Regions from separate parts of the Mus musculus genome. Here region 2 is linked to region 1. The links are chromatin contacts, found by Hi-C or POLR2A ChIA-PET in ENCODE. All regions are on one chromosome and are shown on one strand. Each heading gives the region's core, a stretch centred on a gene start or an enhancer-like site at or near the end of the contact. The rest is flanking DNA. Distances are from core to core; before and after follow the strand shown. Region 1 holds the start of Ern1 (endoplasmic reticulum (ER) to nucleus signalling 1). Region 2 holds the start of Tex2 (testis expressed gene 2).

What was found. A loop is a pair of places that touch in the nucleus more often than their neighbours do. ChIA-PET counts read pairs that join two places held with the same protein, here RNA polymerase II (POLR2A).
Region 2: POLR2A ChIA-PET joins it to region 1 with 11 read pairs in embryonic stem cell. The contact joins the promoter of Tex2 here to the promoter of Ern1 in region 1. A Hi-C loop is called at or near these places in 4 of 37 maps with a recorded cell type or tissue (adrenal gland, left cerebral cortex and v-Abl transformed pro-B cells). POLR2A ChIA-PET finds 5 or more read pairs at or near these places in 4 of 5 experiments (Patski and embryonic stem cell).

The regions. Positions count from the first base shown.
Region 1 is chr11:106,485,304-106,489,509 of GRCm38, reverse strand. Ern1 (endoplasmic reticulum (ER) to nucleus signalling 1) reads left to right here and starts at 1,714. Exons shown (of 22, transcript NM_023913.2): 1 at 1,714-1,893. The coding sequence starts at 1,834.
Region 2 is chr11:106,610,876-106,615,086 of GRCm38, reverse strand. It overlaps Tex2 (testis expressed gene 2), which reads left to right and starts at 2,157. Exons shown (of 12, transcript NM_198292.3): 1 at 2,157-2,229.

The DNA.
Region 1 (4,206 bases), core at 465-2,964:
GTCACTGGCTCCAGGCTCCAGGGTTTTTCATTTGAAAATCCAAGCATGTGGTCTCACAGGTCCCGTTGTCAGCTTGCATCATTGGCCAGCTCCATGGCTTCCGGGCGGGGGGGGGGGGGGGGGAGCATGCTCAGGAGTGTCGGAGCTTCTAGTCTTCCCCATTCTCTCTGCAAATCCCAAACTTATTTGCCTTGAGACTTGTGGGTAACACTTCAAATTGTGTCTGCTGCTTTCAAACTTGCCCAAAATTCCCTTCCCAAGCTGGTGCTGGCTTCTGCAGCATGGTGGGAGCTGTTCCAGGTTGTGGGGGTAGAGGCAGGAATAGGATTGGTCTTCCTAGGGACAGTTCTGTCTGTTACCATTGGATAGAGTTGACCCAAAGCACATACTGACTGGGCCCTTAGCCCAACACACCCCTAATCCCTACCTATCATATACTACCTCTTTGCGGTTTTTTCCCCCCCTAGGATAACCTTTTCTCTTCAAAAACCTGAAAATTCCAACGGGCTGTCAAAGGAGCAAGCCAGGGGAAACAGAGAATTTGCTCCGGTTCTCCCGTGGCCCCACATAATCTGGGTTGGCTTCAAACTCACTAGGTAGCCAAGGATTACTTAGAACTTCGGATCCTGTCTCCACCCCCAGGGTGCTGGGATTTCAGGTGTGAGGCAACACATCCAATATTGGGAGGGCTGGAGATGTAGCCCAGTACCTCTCTCGCAGACTATGCAAGTGCTGTACCAACAGAACTACACTCCCAGCAACTCCCTTTTTCTACTAGAATAATAAGCTACTTTTTCCTTGAGCACTGAATGTTTTGTCTTTCCTATTATAAACAAGTTCTCCCTCTTCCAACTCAGAGGAGGGCAGCTTGGGACCCAGTGACCAAACAACTTATTGGGCTCATTAGTTCTGATTAATAATCCACACCCTTAAATAGACCTTGGAGTCCTCAGCCCACCTCCAAAGAGTTGTGACACATGTCCTCTCAAGCTTCACCAGGCCACATCTACAAAGGTCACATAAACACATGTGACACGAGAGGCCCGCATGATTTCCTTATAATTTTTGGTGAATGAGTTGGCTGTTGTTCATCCCGAGAGGAACGGATGGCTGCTGGACATGACTTTCGGGGAATTCCTGAGGGGCAAGGCTAGGGAAGAAAGGGGCCTTCGGGCTGGATGAGGCACAGCTGGAGGACCCTCGTCAGTGAACTCTAAGGCTGCGTCTCAGGGTCGAATTTCCGCCAGCTGCTGAAACCCTTGCTCTGCTCTAGAGGTCGCTTAGACAACCCTTGTAAGTGGTGGCCGGCAGCAGGGAGACGGAGGGTTGTGGGCAAGCCTGGCGCCTCGGGTTCTTCATCGGGCGAGTGGGACTTCCTGTGGGGCAACATGTCATTTTCCCTTGGCTTGCGAACAAGCTTCTTCATTCAGAAGCACAGCGTCCACAAATACCCAAAGCCAAGAGTTGGTCTTCGGCTTCTAGCGCCCAGGATAGGAGGCAGCTAGAAGCTAGCACCGCGTTGGCCTCTAACCCCACCCTCCCACTCTTACCACGCCCACAAAACAACATAGGCTCCTCCCCATCCAGGCAGTGACTCCGCCTCTCACAGCCCCCGCCCCCGGGACCGCCCTAAAGCCCGCCCCGACCGGAAGAAGCCGGGACACAAGGCACTTATAGGGCTGGGAATGGGGGTGTCGCCGCCGCCCAGTCAGCTCCGTGTCCACCGATCCTCCGCCGGTGCCGCGCTGTCGTTGCGGCGCCCCCGTCCAGCCCTCTGTTCGCGCGGGCTCCAGAACCGGCCGGCGGGGCCCGGAGTCAGGGCCACGTCCTGCCATGCCGGCCCGGTGGCTGTTGCTCCTGCTGGCGCTGCTGCTACCGCCGCCCGGCCCCGGGGTGAGTAACCAGGGGAGTGCGGTGCGGGGACGGGCCGGCTCGCGGCCAGAGGAGAGTCGCGCGGTGGCGGGGGCTGGCGTCCGAGCCGGGCCGCAGCGGCGGGAGGCCCGGCGCCTGGGCTGAGGCAGCTGCGGGAGGCTTGGCGGTGGGAGCTGCGTCGGCCGGCCACACACTGGCGTCCGCCTCCGGAGGCGCCTCCGGGGCCAGCGCGGCCGAGGCAGACCGCGAGCGGCTCCACGGCCCGGGACGCGCGCGACTCGGAGCTGTCTCCCAAAGGCCGGGCCCTGGGCGCGCTGCCCACCTGCCCCGCGGTCTCCACAGGTGGGCGCCCGCACTGCCGCCGTGGCCGCGGATGGACACCCGAAGCCGGGGGAAGCGGGTGGTGGACTGGAGTTTTGAGTCTTTACTCGAAAGTTTTTTGTTTTGTTTTGTTTTTAAATGAGACTTTGGAAAGCGTTTGAAGCCGGGAATGGGCACGGCGTTTTTAGCCAGCCGCCGCTGGTTTCTGCCTACCTGACCCGAAGGTTTCTTTGTATTCGGAGGCAGGGGGCTTCCTACTAGTAATTTTGCTAGACAGTGAAGGTGTCATTAAACAAGTTAAGCTGTGGGCATTGGATCCTTTTAAAGACCCGGTGTGTGGGCCAGAGTTGTACTGCAAAACTTAAAGCTGTCTCACGTGCGGGGCCGTCAGAAACGTCTTCGCTTTTTTTTTTTTTTTTTTTGAGAAGAATATCGGTTTATATTTATTTAACTCTTTATCCACTCAGGATTTGAACACTTTGGCTAAAGAGGACATTTTGTAGGCGGACATGGCTATTTTCATCTTCTGGTTGGAAGAACTGGGGGCTTTAAAATTTTTTTAAAATGCACTTTTCAGGATGTGGGCATGGTACACTTGTGCTGGTTCTATTTAATGACCTCTTTGAAGGTACCGTGTTCCCTTTAATATGGCATATCATGTACCAGGTGTCCTGGTGGAAGACTGACATGTGTGGAGACCCGCGGGCCAGCCGCGGCCAACTCTTTGAACTCTTATGCCTTGTAGGTAAATAATTGTCTGTGCTCTCAGAATAACAAATTAGAATTTAGAGACTACTGAAGTATTAAAGAAGGTCTACTTTTTCAAATTCAAGTTGGTTTGTTTTTTTCCAAACGGAAATTTATATGCGTTTTCTTCATGGTAGACCCTAGGTGTTTTTTGTTTTTTTGTTTTTGTTTTGTTTTCTTCTTCTTCTCCTAATTAAAAAGAAAAGATGTACTTTTCACAACTAGGACCAGGTTTTGAACTTGGGCGCTTCACCTTGGGTTGATTGATTGCTGCCTGGTATCTGCTCACAGATAACGAGTATAAACAGAATGACTGGATGTTTCCCATGGAGCTCGAACGTTTCATAGTTTCCCAGCCGAGGTGGACCCGGTTTCCTTCTGAACAGCTTTGCATTTCTTCTGCTTTTGCTGGATTCTAGTGTTTTTGTCACTCAGCAGCATAGGAGAAGGAGCCAGCAACGATTTAGCTTTAGTTTTAGTTCATGTATTTTCAAGTCCTGCTTAGAAACGCAGACTTGTCAGAGTTCACATAAAAGATTCCAGGCCCTTAGCAAAGGTTGTTTTACTGTAACTTTTTTAGTCGAAAGGTTGGCTTTTACTTTTCAGAATTTTCTTCTAATAAAAGATTTCTTTAACTCCAAACATAGTAAGATAGGATTTTTAAGACCTGAAGTGGAAGTCAGAGCAGAATTCATACTTAGAGTAGACAGCAATGACGCTGGGCAAAGCACAGCAGCTGTTACATCAGATAGCCCAGTCTAACTGAGAACTTGCTAGCTGTATCCTCAGGCAAGTTATTTTTTTTTTTTAGGGACTCAGTTTCCTGATCTGTGAAATGGGGGCAGCTAGTGCGTGGGAGGGAAGGTACTTGCACATACGAGCTGGTGTGTGTGTATTCTCTTCCTCTCCCTGCCAAAGTGCCTTTTACTCCTTCATTGTAAGTGTTGTGCTTTTATGGTTATTTTGTTTTGACCGATGGAGTAGCTTGTGCACTGGAGGCAATGCTCTGATTTTCAGGGAGTGTGTTTTTTAATTGAGCCTGACACTGACTCAGTATTAGTTGACATTCGAGGCTACAAGACCCAAAATGCAGTAACATCCTTATTAGTAAGCACTGGAGGCTGCTTTTGTCAATCCAGAATGTGCTTAATAAGTTAGTTACATTCTAGAGTTTTCCCTTTCTTCCCAGACCCTTATCTTATACCTAATGTGGGTTAATTTTACATGGGCACCACTTCAAGATTGGCAGCATGTGAGACCAAATGC
Region 2 (4,211 bases), core at 908-3,407, 130 kb before region 1:
TTCTTGATTAGATTGTGGGGAACCTTCTGCAGAGGCTGAGATCGGAGGGGGTCTGAGGGAATAGTTTATGCGGTTTGCCTGCCTGTCTTGGCCTCTTGATGGTGAATGCTCTTTCTGCTGCTGGGATCCTTCACCGACATCAGGACCCAATGTCTTTGAATTTTCAACACGGACTGAAGACCAGTTTCTCACCGAGAATCCCTCAGCCCTTTGATGAAAGACAGGGCCTACTGATTCATCCAACCTCATGGCCTGAGCTTCTCTGACTGTATTGTGTAAGCCAATCTGATAAATCCCCATTGTTTTCTGTATCTCTGACATCCATTCTATTCTCCCAGTGAAACTTGACTAATACAAGGGCTGGCCTCCAAATCCAGGGCAAAGACTTCTGGGTCACACAGGTGTCTGGGACACTAGGACTAGAAGTTGAATTCAGCCAGGAGGGTAGGCAGTAGGACTGGATGATGACATTGGAATGTGGTCTCAGAGGGGCAGGGTGTCCTTCTGGGGTTGACTGGTCCTAGTGCGGGCCATGGGAGGGTGTGTTTGCCATTAAATGCTTATGCATTATCTCACTGGTCAGAGAACAAGACTGACTTCCTTATGTGCTAGGTCACAGCCTTGCCTTTCCTCTTGGAGGAGTTCCAGCTGTCATCTGTTGCGTCTAGAGCCCGTCAACATTCAGTTCGTGCTGTGTCACATGCAGGGGGCCAGTCTGAGCTCCTTTTTGGTCTCTAGGTTTACTGACTAGCAAGTCTCCCAAACATATCATGGATTTTGATTGTACAGAGGAATCTAGCTTTATTTTCCGCCGGTTGAGTTTTAATTTCACAGCAATGAGAGACTCGAAAGAGTATGGCCCCTAGCCGGGCGTGGTGGCGCACGCCTTTAATCCCAGCACTTGGGAGGCAGAGGCAGGCGGATTTCTGAGTTTGAGGCCAGCCTGGTCTACAGAGTGCGTTCCAGGACAGCCAGGGCTACACAGAGAAACCCTGTCTTGAAAAACCAAAAAAAAAAAAAAAAAGCATGCCCCCCCAGAGCGCCCCCTACTGGAATCTCCTGGGGAAAGAATGTTGAAAAATAAACGGCCCAGACCCAGTCATTGCAAAGTTGAGACATGCTAGAGTCCTCTGGGATGGGCTGATGCTGAAGTTTGGGACCCACTCATTTAGAAGGCAAAGTTGATAAGCAAAGACACTCTCACAACCTGCCCCTGTGCTATGAGGGACCTGCGGGACCTGCCTACCCTCTGCCCCCTCCACCCCTCCCTTTACCCTGTAAGGAACTGATGGGTGTAAAAATAGCCTCCACCATTCCAAGCACATTTTAAGCGAGAACTCATTTTTAAAAGTCACCTTCCTTTATCTGGGCCCTAGACACGATCCCTCTAAGGTAAACTTATGTTATCCAGGTGTAGTGGTGTATGCCTATAGTCATAGCGGTAGAGGCAGAGGCAGGAGGCTAAGAGTTCAAGGCTATCTTCAGCTACATATCAATTCTGAAAACAGCCTAGTCTACAGGAGACCCTGTATTAAAAAAAAACCCAAGATCATAATATATGATATATTTACGTCACACGAATTCTAGGCGCTAATTCTACTAATCAGTTTGCGATTGGTTGTTACGGTCAGGTGTGGAGGAGGAGCTCAGACATCCAGTTTCTGGAACTAGCAGGGATTGATAAAGTCCGACGTCCTCCTAAGACCTCTGTTCCTAAGAATCTGCCTAGCCAGACAGTTTCCCTCACGGCTTGGAGGCACTTGTTGCTAAATTGCAGGAAGAGGAAATTAAGAAATGCAAAGAGCTGGGGAAAGCGCCTCAGTTTCAATTGGGAGAGTGCAACGCTCGCTCCTCCCACTGGGATTCTGCCAGGTAACCCGCAGTTTTTCGCGGCCTCCCCTTCTTTCCAGTCCGCAGCGCCGCAGCCCCTTTAACAGCCCTGACCGATCGCTGGCCGATCCTCCAGGCCCGTCGCGGGCGCGCGGCACTGGCTGGATTGGTCATGTCTGGTGCGCGGCTGGCCCCGCCCCCTCCGCCCTGTGGTTGGGCGGTGGGGGCCGCGGCCGCGGGGCGGGTCCGCCGGCGGGGCGGGACGGCCGGTGCCCGGGGGCGGGCGGGCAGCAGCACGGCGGCCCCAGCCAGAGCCGGAGCTGGAGCTGGAGCAGGAGCCGCGGCGGCCGCCAAGTACGGGCGCCGGTGTAGTAGGATGAGGCAGCCAGCGGATCCGGGGTGAGCGCGCTCCGGGCCAGGTGGGGCGACGGGCGGAGCAGGCCCTGACTGGGTGGCCCGGCTACGGGACACCGGCAGCTCCCGCAGCCGTTGGCGCAGCGGGGCTCGGTCCCTTCCACACTACCAGGGCTCGGGACGCCGGCATGGGTGGCCCCGGGAGAGACCTTCCCTGCTTGGGGGCCGGGCAGGGCGGAGTCGCCCCGGGGCGGGAGGTGCAAGCCGTCAGGTCCCAGCCTAGCGTCCGCGGCTCGGTGTGGGTCCGGGAAAGCAGCATTCACACGCTCGTTGAAGGAAAACACTTGTCACCTCTGTGCGTGGGGCCCTTGCCGTCCTCCGCCCCCTGGGCCACCGTGGGAGAAGCTTGGGAATGGAGGAGCGCGGTTACTTTTGCGCGAATCTGTCAGTGGCTGTCGGCGCCTCGCTTGTTTTTCTCCCAACTCCTGGCGGACACCGGGGACCGAGGGGTGGCTTGTGTGCTTTCAAAGGGAGGTGGCGGCGTACCAAAAACCGGGGAGATCGGAAGGTTAACAAGTGACATTGGGCTGAGGCCTAACGCTAGCTGCCCCGCTGGGAGCATGGAGATGACGGTGGTGGAGACCGGGGGACCGATGCAGGGACAGGAGCTGCCGGCTCCATTGCACCACATGCCACTCCGGAGTGCCGACTCTACGCGCGGGAGTTGGTGCAAGGGAGTTTTTCCCCCACTGAAAAACGATTTTTGGAAAACTTAGCCCCTCAGTGGGTTGATGGTTACCTAAACCATCAGTTGTTATGGTTACACGGCATCAAATTTAAGGGCAAAGTCTGTTAAACACCCTCGCTCTTTTTTTTCCCCTTAGAGCTAAGGAGTACTTACTTTGTCATTAGATTTCATAGATGAGGAGGACATATTTTTTTAGAGTTAAAGGAAAAGTGTGACAACCTGAAGACACAGGTTGTGTCCTGTTCCGGTGTGAGGTCCAAATGTCTTGACACCATTGCTCAATTGAGAGGAATTGTCTTTTCAGGAGCTAGATTAAATCCAAAGAGAAAGTGAATTGTATGTGGAAAATAACAAGGGAAACTGAGGGACAAGTGATCTCTGGCGCTTGGGGAAGGGAGTTTGAAGGGTCTGGATTTATTGGCCGGTGAGAAACGTTTCTGTTAGCTTTTCCCAACCCTTAAATGGTTTCAGTATCTTTTCAGAGTCTTCCAAACAGATAAATGTCTTCAGGCTACGAGAATGAAGCCAGAGTGTGGCTGATCTTTGCTCCTTGGGCTCCCAGGGAGGGGACATGAAGGCTTGGAGAGGGATAGAGGAGGGCTCTGGGGGACTGCACATCCTTGTACGTGTGTCTTCAGGAAAGGAGATGAGCAAGGAGATTCAGATTAGAACGTGGAGGTGATGAAGTTCACTGACAGGTAGTAAAGGATAGGCGAGGAAGGACAGTTTGGGCTGAGTGGCGAGAAGTGAGAGCTGTAGCCGATGCTAGACCACTAGCCGATGCTAGACCACTGTATGTGATTAGAGGTTATGTTCTTAGACTGCTTCTAGGAAAGGCAGCAAAGGTTAGGCTGCCCCCAACCTCCTATGTGTGTGTATGTAGTATGTGTGTATTATGTATGTATGTATGTATGTATGTATGTATGTATTTTGAGAAAAGGTCTCTCATATCCCAGGTTGGCCTTGTTCCTAGCTGAGATAGACATTGAATGTCTGATCCTTTTGCTGCCAGTTCCTGAGCGCTAGGGTTTCTGTCCTGCGTCTCCACACCAGGTTTGTGTGGTGTTGGAATCAAAGCCAGGGCTTCATGTGTGGTAGGCAAGCCCGCTACCAATTGAGCCATCTCCTCAGCCTGATGACACTAAGACTAACTGTAGGATTTTATGAACAAAGACATTGCCCAGAGTCAAAAATATTTATTTGATAACTTTTTATTGAGAGTCTGTGATGTGCTAGAATCTGCTAGGCTTTGTGGCTGTGGTAGGGGTGGAGGAGGAGG